2 separate regions of the Homo sapiens genome follow, and region 2 is linked to region 1. Evidence: read pairs that join two places in POLR2A ChIA-PET (ENCODE). Cell type or tissue: endothelial cell of umbilical vein. All regions are shown on one strand.

What was found. ChIA-PET counts read pairs that join two places held together with the same protein. Peaks named below come from ENCODE experiments on the same cell type or tissue, not always from the same donor. Only the 100,000 strongest peaks of a DNase experiment are listed, where the experiment ranks them.
Region 2: POLR2A ChIA-PET joins it to region 1 with 5 read pairs; 2 of 35 experiments call an interaction of 5 or more read pairs at or near these places.

The regions. Positions count from the first base shown.
Region 1 is chr4:142,034,685-142,039,684 of GRCh38, reverse strand. The region is part of intron 25 of INPP4B (inositol polyphosphate-4-phosphatase type II B); the gene reads left to right. Among named protein-coding and RNA genes, the nearest start is that of IL15, 400 kb to the right of the region's middle. In endothelial cell of umbilical vein, no CTCF peak of the experiment used is centred here; a DNase peak (open chromatin) is centred at 2,624; H3K27ac peaks cover 289 bases.
Region 2 is chr4:141,908,230-141,913,229 of GRCh38, reverse strand. No RefSeq gene overlaps it. Among named protein-coding and RNA genes, the nearest start is that of IL15, 270 kb to the right of the region's middle. In endothelial cell of umbilical vein, no CTCF peak of the experiment used is centred here; a DNase peak (open chromatin) is centred at 189; H3K27ac peaks cover 31 bases.

The DNA.
Region 1 (5,000 bases):
ACTGGAATCAGTTATTTGAAATGATTTAATGGAAGCAATTATACTCTCAACTCATTATGTCTCTCTTTCATTTTTCCTTTTTTTTTTAATAAAGCACTTTTTAAAATTTCATACCAGGCCACTTTCCTAACTGTTCTTGAGTTATAATTCTGGCCATAGGTACTTCCGAAATTTCTCTTCAAAGCAATGTTTAGACATCCTCTGAAATTATTATTACTTAGTACCTGGCTTCTTCTGATGAGAGGATATTCCTATTTTCTCGGAATTTTATAAAACAAAAACATTGAACTGGAACAAAAGGTATAAAAAGTGATAGTGAAAAATTAATACATTTAAATATATTCATGTAGTTTTGTTTTTATTTTCAATATTGAAGTTGAAAATAGATAAGACTGAGCATGAACAATTTTAGAGACCAAATACAATTTCAGCATGCTTTGTATTCTTCCAATTTGCCCCCAACTCCACTATTTCTTATTGAACAGTCAAGTATTCTATTAGTAGAAAAAATATGCATCTCTGGAGTACTGCAGTTATGTTTTCATAGGATCAAAGAATCACAGGAAAGTAAAGATGAAAGTAATTTTAGAGGTCACTGAATCTAATCTTACAACTGGCAGGAAACCACATCTCCCTGCTTCTGAGAGGTAGCAGAAAACCTGTGCTTAAGGGATCTCAATCATGAAGTGAAAGGAATATGGTTTTTTCATTAGACAGACAGGGATAAAAGCCCTGATCTGCTACTCAATCAAATTTTGAAACCATTTTGAGCTTATACAAAAACTAATACCAACCAGTACGACTGCTTGCAGTATATGAAAAAAAATATCTAAAAAGACGTCGTATTGCATGATAGGACATGATACATAGGCGATCTCTCCCTACTTCACACACTTGCGCTCCTTTCCAAGGCAGCCTACGCCTTACACTACATAGCATTTGATTATTTGAAATCAACAACCACTTAATCATAAATTTTCCTCTTCTCCAGTGCAATGGATTTTTCTTATTCTCAATGTCTTCAGTCTTTCCTGATCTGCCAGGTTTCCCAAACCCCACTATCATTACCTTTGTTACCATGCTCTGGTATCCTCTAGTTTACAGGAACCCTTCCCTTAGAATACCATGTCAAGAAAAGTACACATGTGGGTAGAACTCACAACTCCCATGAGTGGGCATTTTGCTTAATGTTGCCCAAGATTGCTCTTTCTTTTGTAGCAAACTTGTCCATAATCATTAGAAACAGTCTATGATGTTCAAAGCAGTGACACTGGCTTATGTCTTTTGAGTAATTTCCTGATTTAGGGGCTTTTCCTGTGATTAACATAATATATTCTAAATTATATTCTGAAATACAGTTAGAAGAGAAGACAGTTTAAATGGGGCTGGGGATCCTATGACCACATAGGCTATGCTTACATTTAGGCCAATGGGAATTATCTCACTCATGATATTCCCTTATTAAAATTTTCACAACATTTAAATAGTTGCAGTTTTTGAAAAGTCCTGAAACTCGACTTTTAATATTCTAATTATAAATGTAATCTTTGGAAAGTTTAGGTAAAATAACAAATTATCTAGAGTATTTCGAGTTATTTAACTTCCTGGACATTGATCTAAACTGAAAATGAAAATCCTTCTCCATTTCCTATCAGACTATGATATAAGCAAACTGTGAATTAGGGAAACTGTGTTCTCAAGATTCTTTACTATTTGTTACTATGGAAACTTAAGATTTTTAAATTTATTTCCTCATCTAGAAAAGGTGTACGTTCAACTTGAATACTTTTTAAAGCCATTTTTACATCTGAGAATCTATGATCCTGTGATTTCTTGTGCCACACTCACAGCTCTTATTGATACCAGATTCATTATATCCATTTTTACACAGATCTGCAGGATTTAAATCTGATACAATTCAACAGTCTAGGGCCTGAAACGTGGTACTCTATTAATATTGATCCATCAGATGAATGTTGAGTCAAATAAAGCTCTGCAAGATATTGGCTCTAAAATCCTGGCTCGTAATTTCAGGATGGTATACCCATAGCTTCAAACTTGAAGCATGTAATTAAATGTGAAATGTTCTCATTTTATCATGGGAGGAAATCAGGTTGGTGGTCAGAAGGAAAGATTTTTCAATTCAGTTTTAATTGGTAATTTTCCTTTGGGAAGCTTGAATAGCTATAGTCAAAGGAATAAGATATCAAATAGCAAACCTATTAATGAATAACTACCCAGCAGGAGAAGATAGGAAGACTGACTTTTATTTTTAGAAGTCAGAGTGATTTGAGAGAGTATCTGTGATGGGTGTGACTTGTGATCTAGGATACAGCATAGATACTTGCAGAAAAGAAAGTGAAATAAGCAAATGTCATCAAATCATGCACGTTGGATTATATTTACGGATATATCTCCTCATGTAGGCAGTGATGTGTTTAAAAGTGAGACATGTCTTTTAACTTGTTTCTATTTTAAGTGACTGCTTTGACGGGTCTTAAATAAATAAATAAAAAAGATCATTTTCTATCCTGCAGATTTAACAACTGCCCTTAAGTGTCTGATCTTGTCACATTTTCAGTGGAAACAACATTGTGATTTGCTTCCACGGTGATGGCCAAAACTAATGACATTGGAATGCCAGAGTACCTTGCAAGCTACTGATTAATTATTTGTCATAATCTCCTAGTGAGGAAGTTACTAATGTTATTACTTAAAACATCCCTTGCATTTTGCACTTGCAGGGCACTTACAGATTCATTGGTGGCCATGAAGAAATGACCATTTGTACTATTCTTAGTAGGAAGCAGTCCCAAAGTCACCTGTGTCTACTCTGATACAGTCATGGGGCTCAAGCTTTAGGATCTGAAGCAGCCTCCTAGGCCATGTTGCTTTAAATTCCAGCTGAATATAAGATGATTACATGTGAGACATCTTTAATATGTTATTCTGATTTCCAGAGATGGAAGTTAACAACAAATTAATTCCGTTGTAAAACTGCCCCTCTACAACAAAAACAAAAACCTTTTAATTTAGTGATTTTTCACTTGGAGGACATATACAACATGCAGACTGGAAAATTTTAAGTATTCCTTGGCAGTTGTAGAAAATAAAGCCATCTGGCATAAATTATTCCCCTATATTTGGAATAAGGACCATTCTAAGATATTTTCAAATTACTTTTCAGACTTTTGAATGCTCTACTCCTCAGCCAGGAGGAATATCTGTAGGGTGGCTCCACTGAGAAAGTGTATTTCTCTACTATTATGTTGATAAATTGTGGCCAATATGTTAAGCTAAATTTATAATCAGCATATAATATTTATACTATGATGATTGATTGATTGGTTGACAGATGATTCTATACTTTTTTCCTAACAGGAGACATTGAAAAGGAATCAAGATTTCAATAAAGTTATTAAGATTTTCTGCAGATAACCTTCACCTTAAAACTAGACAGATTAGGAGGTAGTGCTAGGATAATATTAACGATAATAGCAACCACAATACACAGGAAAAGAAAACCAAATACCCCACATTTTCAATTATAAGTGGGAGCTAAACATTTAGCACCCACGGACATAAACATGGGAACAATAGACACTGCACACTATTAGAGGGGAGAGGGAAGGAGGGGAGGGTGGTTGAAAATCTACCTTTTGGGTACTAAGCTCACTGTCCATGTACAATATACCCAAATAGCAAACCTACTCATGTATGCCCCTGTATCTAAAATGAAAGTTGAAAGATTTTAAAAAAAAGAACTATATCTTGCCTCCTCCTGCCCCTCTCCCTACCTACCCAACACATGCCTGCATGCATGTTCTATGACTGAGCCCCCTCTACAGCTGGCTGTGGGTGGAATGAACTTCTTTGAAAAGCATTTTCTCCTCATTGCCAGAATTATTCAAGCATGAGATAGACCAGTTATTTTCAACTATTCTTTGCAACCAGACCACAGCATGATTGATTTGGTATAATTCAAATTGCTGTGACATAATTATGACTATTGTTTACCCAAATATAGTCTGGGGTGGTACATAAATACTTTCTTCTGCAGAGACATAAACAATTGCTGCTGGTAAGATCAAGCTGCATGTCCTGGCCCTCTGCTCCTCCACCCACCTCCTGGTACATCCACTTTTGAACACCAGTGGGCTAGGTTAGTGGCTTGCAACTTGGTTTGATTATACATCTCTACCAGTTAAAAAGGTTCTAGGTGAATAGTATCTTTATCTAGTTAAAAAGATTCTAGAGAAATACATTTTAAAAGGTGCCAACGTAGGTGCACAAAATATCTCGGCTCACAGCATCTGTCCTATCCAACCCACCTCTGGGACTTTGCAAGCCAGCTCTTTTTGTGCACCTACGTTGGGACGATCTCATTCATCCTAACCTCACTTTCCAAGAAGGGAAATGGAGGCTTGAAGAGACAAATCAAATCTCTCAAGCAGGCAGAACTAAGAGGCCAGGTAGAATCTGAAGGCAGACTTTTGGCCTCCAGATCCCTCGTATTTAGCCAAGTGGGGATGCTGGCCTGCCTCCTCGTGCTGATGTGAGCCTCAGACAAATCCTCCTGTGCCAGGCTTGATGCCAAGTGCTTCTAAGAGGTAGGAAGATGAGCGAGACAGGGAGACACAGACACAGACCTGGAGGGCTTCCTGGAAGCAGTGGTACTTGATGGATGCAAGAAGTGAGGAGGGCAAACTAGTCAGAGATGGTATATGTGTGTGTGTGTGTTCCAGGTGATAGAATTGGTACACACAGGGATGAGGGTGCCCCAGCCAGGAGGGTTTAACTTCATCAGCAGGCCTAGAAAAGCCATGGAAACTTCCAGCAGGAAACTGATGCTACTGGAGCCATACTTTAGAAAGGACAGGAGAAGTTAGTTATGAGTAACAAGGGTAAGAATGAGCATGACTGGAGTGGCTAGGAGGAGGTGCCTGGTGCTCTGAGCAGAGGACATCATAAAACAAATATATGGTTTCCTGACCATATAT
Region 2 (5,000 bases), 130 kb after region 1:
AAATAATTTTACTATTTGTATTTTAATTTAGTGCTTTGATTTATGTTTGAATAATTACATACGTTTGAAAAAGTCTACATAGAATTTCAGTTGAAACAGAAAATTAAAGCTACTTAAAACTCCTAGCACAACATCCCTGTCACTTTGGCTGCCTGCCAACAGTTACTGATATACATGTCTGGTGAATGTAGATAAGCGCTATAGGATATGCCAGGTGGACGTCTCACCAACGCCACATAGGCTACTACAGTCAGCAGTGATGAATGCCAAGGAGAGATACTTAGCTTTGTTTAAAGCCATTATTTATTGTCTTTTCTAATCATAAGAAGCACATGATCTAAGAAGATCATCTGAAGAATACAAAAACATATAGCCAAATTACTTTATGAAAGCTTAAAGCAAAATTTACATTACCAGCAGCATGATAAAAAAAAAAATCCTCTTTTAGAGCACTCTCTCCAACATTGGGAACTCTTTTAATTGCCAATTTAATAAGGCTTTGTGTTTTTAAATATGTATCCTTGATTACTTGTGAACTTAAATGTTATTTAATATGTTTATTTTTTTCTGTTGTGAATTTCTTATTCAGTCTTTTCTGAATTTTCTTATCAGTTGCGTGAGCTATTTAAGACTTTCTACTAGAGAATATTTAGAAGATAGAATAGCAAATAATTTTCATCCTCAGAGGTTTCTACTTCCATGTCATACCACAGCTCCCAGTTAGAGAGGTATACCTGGAGGATGTAGAAAAAGTGTTTATTTAATAGACTTTGGAGAGAATCTCCCCTCTGAAAAGAGAACGAATCCAAGAGGCTTATGGCCATAGCACAAGAAGATACGGCAAACAGAATGGAAAGGTCTTTGCTTCTTGAACAAGAGATATGTAAAAAAGAAGGGATAGATGAGAAAAGAAGTGAGAACATAATCCTAAAGGGTCTATCCCGGACTCCACACCCTCAGTGATTCACTTTCCAGGAGAATGCTTCAGTTTTTAGAAATATACAGATAGGCAACACCTGGAGTTAGGCCAGAAATTTGCTCATGTTACGGTATAAGAAGAGATTGCAAGCCCCTTATTTAACCTGCAAATCCTCTGATCCTCACAGGCCATTTTCCTTTCTGTGCTCTCTACCATCTCCATTTCCTATGATCATAGAGCACTGGAGAGGCTGGGGTCCTCAGATTGACCTGACCTCTCAGGATCCTCTTGTCTTCACTGCGGAGTAGCTGGGCTATTGATTCCCAGGACGGGTGACTTCTCACTATGATTGAGTCCCCTTTAGCAATTTAAGCTTGACATGCTGGCACCCTTCACTGGAGTCCTCAATTCTGGCCATTTGCCACTGGTTTCTACATCCTTGCCCGCCATGGTCACTTCACCTAGATTCAAGCACCACTCTGCCCTCTCAATAGGCACACTGGCACCTCTGGGTCCCTTGCTTGACATACAGAGACTGGTGGGACCAGGGGCACTTCCTGAGAGTCTATCTCAGCATCAAATGACACCTCTAAGCCATCACTCCAGTACCATGATGGATACCACATATATGTCTTCTAGAATATTGTCATTACTAGCCCCCTATGAGTATATAGTGAGGCAAGCCACTCTCTAGAGAGTCTACTCCATAACTCTTGGATGTTTTTAAAATCAGCTTCCCAAAATGTAAGCTCAAAAGATATGAGAATAGGGTGGGAGATGGTGATCAATAATTGAAGTCTACTTTCCTTCTCTGCTTGAATCTTCTTCCTCATCCCCACAATGCCTTGAGCCAGAAGGGATGTACATATCCTTCCCGTGTAGAACATTTCCCTTCCACCCCCGGGACTTCAAGATTCATGGTTGAATATTTAGGTGACGTGACAGCAACGGGAAATAGAAATTAACACAGACAAAAATAACATCTCTATTATGTAATTAATGATAAAAACTATATCCATCATGTTTATAGTGTATATTCTCTTGAGGTTGACTTTTCATTTTGTTCATCAATGTTTTTATGAATACGAATGTTAGATTTTTATGATTATGATTTTTATGTAGTAAAATATAAAATGTTTTTATTATGGATTTTTTAAAACTAAATATTGTATGTTTGAGAAGTCCTCAATTCAGAGCTCAGAAGAATGTTCATATAAATTATAAATAGTATTTTAAAATTTTATCTTTGTTATTAACTTTTCAGTGTATCCAGAATTTTGTTATATGCTAAAAATTAAACTTTATAGTTTTCAAAATAATCATCTAATGTTCCCAATCATTTGATGAATAGCCCTCCCATTCACTAATAATTGTTGATGTGTCCCCTTAACATAAAATTACTATGACTGATAGGGCTATCTATTTTGTTTCATTGATCTGTTGATTTTGTTTGGCAGTATTAGAAAATTTTGACTTAAAAAAATTGTATCTTTATGATATTAGTCTTTTTTTCTTAGCCTTTCTGGCTTATTTATTCTTTCAAACAAATCTTGAGTTAAAGTCTAAATAAATCTAGCTAAGATTTATTTGATTACAATTAACATTGTACAATTTGATTACAATTACATTAAGCCAAACTATTAATTTGGCAGATACTTATTGCTTTAAAAATAATTTTGCCATCAAGAAATATAGCATGCCTTTTTCTACATGTATTCCATAGGAATTTAATTTTTGTTTTTATGTGTTTTATAGTTTTTTTGTTTTGGTTTGTTTTTGAGACAAATTCTCACTCTGTTGCCCAATCTGGAGAGCAGTGGTGTGATCACAGCTCACTGTAGCCTTGACCTCTCAGGCTCAAGTGATCCTCCCACCTCAGCCTCCCAAGTAACTTGGACTGCAGGCACATGCTACCACGGCCAACTAATTTTTCTATTTTTTGTAGTGGCAGGGTTTTGCCAATGTTTCCCAGGCTGGTGTCAAACTCCTGGGCCCAAGTGATCTGCCTGCCCCGGCTTCCCAAAGTGCTGGGATTACAGGCATGAGCCACTACAGCCAGCCCCTTATAGTTCTTATAATAATTAAATTTTAAATAATTTATATTTTTACCAAGATTTTATTATGACATCTTAACTTTAGTTGAGTACAGCTGACATAAAGCTGTCACTATGTTTAAGCCACTCTTAATTGCTTTCTTTTTTGTACTCACATATTAACAGTTTCTGGTAAGTTCTATTTAACTTCCAAGTGGAAACTCATGTCATTTGCTCATAATTATTTTTCTCCTCTTGTTTAATAGGTAAATCCCTTATTTTTGAGCCTTATTGTATTTTCATATAATTCAGAAGAATTTTAAAATAATGTTATAGATAAGGGTTAAGCCAGAATCCTTGCCTTATTCTTGTTTTTAATGGGAATATATCTAACAATACATCCTTAGAATATGAGGAACTGATTTTTAAATGAAGTTGACAAAGTTAACAGAGACTTCCCAAATGTCTCAAGACTTACTTGTATACACATGCACACACACATGGTTTAACTTAGGAGTTTTAAATGTTTTATAAAGAAATATGAGATGTGTAGAGAGACTGTGGATCCACTGAAAATGGATGAGCAAACTGAAATGGGGTGTACTAGTTTCCTCTGGCTGCTATAAAAAATTACCACAAATTGAATGGCTTAAAATAGAAATTTTACATTTTTAGAAGCCAGAAGCACAAAATTAAAGTGTTTATAGAGCCACACCTCTTTGGGAGGCTCTAAGATAGTTCTTCGCCTCTTCTAGATTCTGGTGGCTGTCAGTGTTTGTTAACTTGTAGCTGTATCACTCCAGTCTCTGCCTCCCTGGCCACACTGCCACCTCCTCTTCGATGTTATCTACCTTGCCTTTTCTAACAAGGACACTTATAATGGCATTTAAGGCCTGACCAGAAAAATCTTAGATAATCCCCTCATCTCAAAATTCTTAACTGAATCACATCTGTTACCATGTAAGATAATAGTCAATCTTTTGCCGTATAAGTTAATATTTACAAGTCTGAGGATAGGCTATGGACGTATCTCTTTGGGAACTACCTCTCAACCCACCACATGGGAGAAGTAAGTTATTGGCAAAAATCTGATATGTCCTTTTCCCAGTGGCAGAAAAGAGTAGAACACCCACATTTTAGACTGCTCAGGGCGGTCATAACAAAATACCATAGGGTGGATGGGTCCAACAACAGACATTTATTTCTCATAGTTCTGAAGGCTAGAAGTCCAAGATTAAGATTCCAGAAAGTAAATTTCATTCTGAGGTCTCTTCTCATCGTTTGTAGGTGGCAGCCTACTCACTGTGTGCTCACAGGACTTCTTCATGTGTTAAAGGAGAAAGACATCTCTCCCTTCTTTCTGCTTCTCATAAAGTCACCACTCCTTCGAATTAGGACCCTATTTACAACCTCATTTAACCTAAATTACCACCCACAGGCCTTACCTCAGATTATAGTCACTTTGAAAATTAGAGTTTCAAACATAAATTTTGGGGGGAAGTAATTCAGTCCATACCACCCCATACTTTTTGTAAGTCTACTATGACCTCTCTTCAGTAAATGTTGCTTTATTAAATCAAACAAAGCACCCATTTTCTTTAATAATGGGATACATTTGGTAATGTCATTTGAAGAATAATCCTGATACAATATAATAAAGTGATCTCTTTGCTTGATAATCTGAAGTCCGTCAGTTTTATCAAGACAAAGGGAAGGAGGAATATATACACCTTATATGGCTGATGGCCTAAAAAGTATATTTAGAACTTGAGGAATTAAACATTCCACCAATATTCTGGGCTGTGTATATCAATTTTAAGGGAAAAATCTACCCTATCTTGTGGAAAACCCCAAGGACAAAGGGCTGATTCTGTTTAGAGGACTATTGAAGTGTTCATGAAATATCATGAAGTGTCATAGATTAACTGGCAGATACTCACTCCACTACACAAAAACATAAACTTAAATTTTTAAAATTGGTATTGGAATTGAAATTGCAGAAGAATTTAGTTTTTGTGCCATTTTGATAATAAAACTAATCTTTTAAA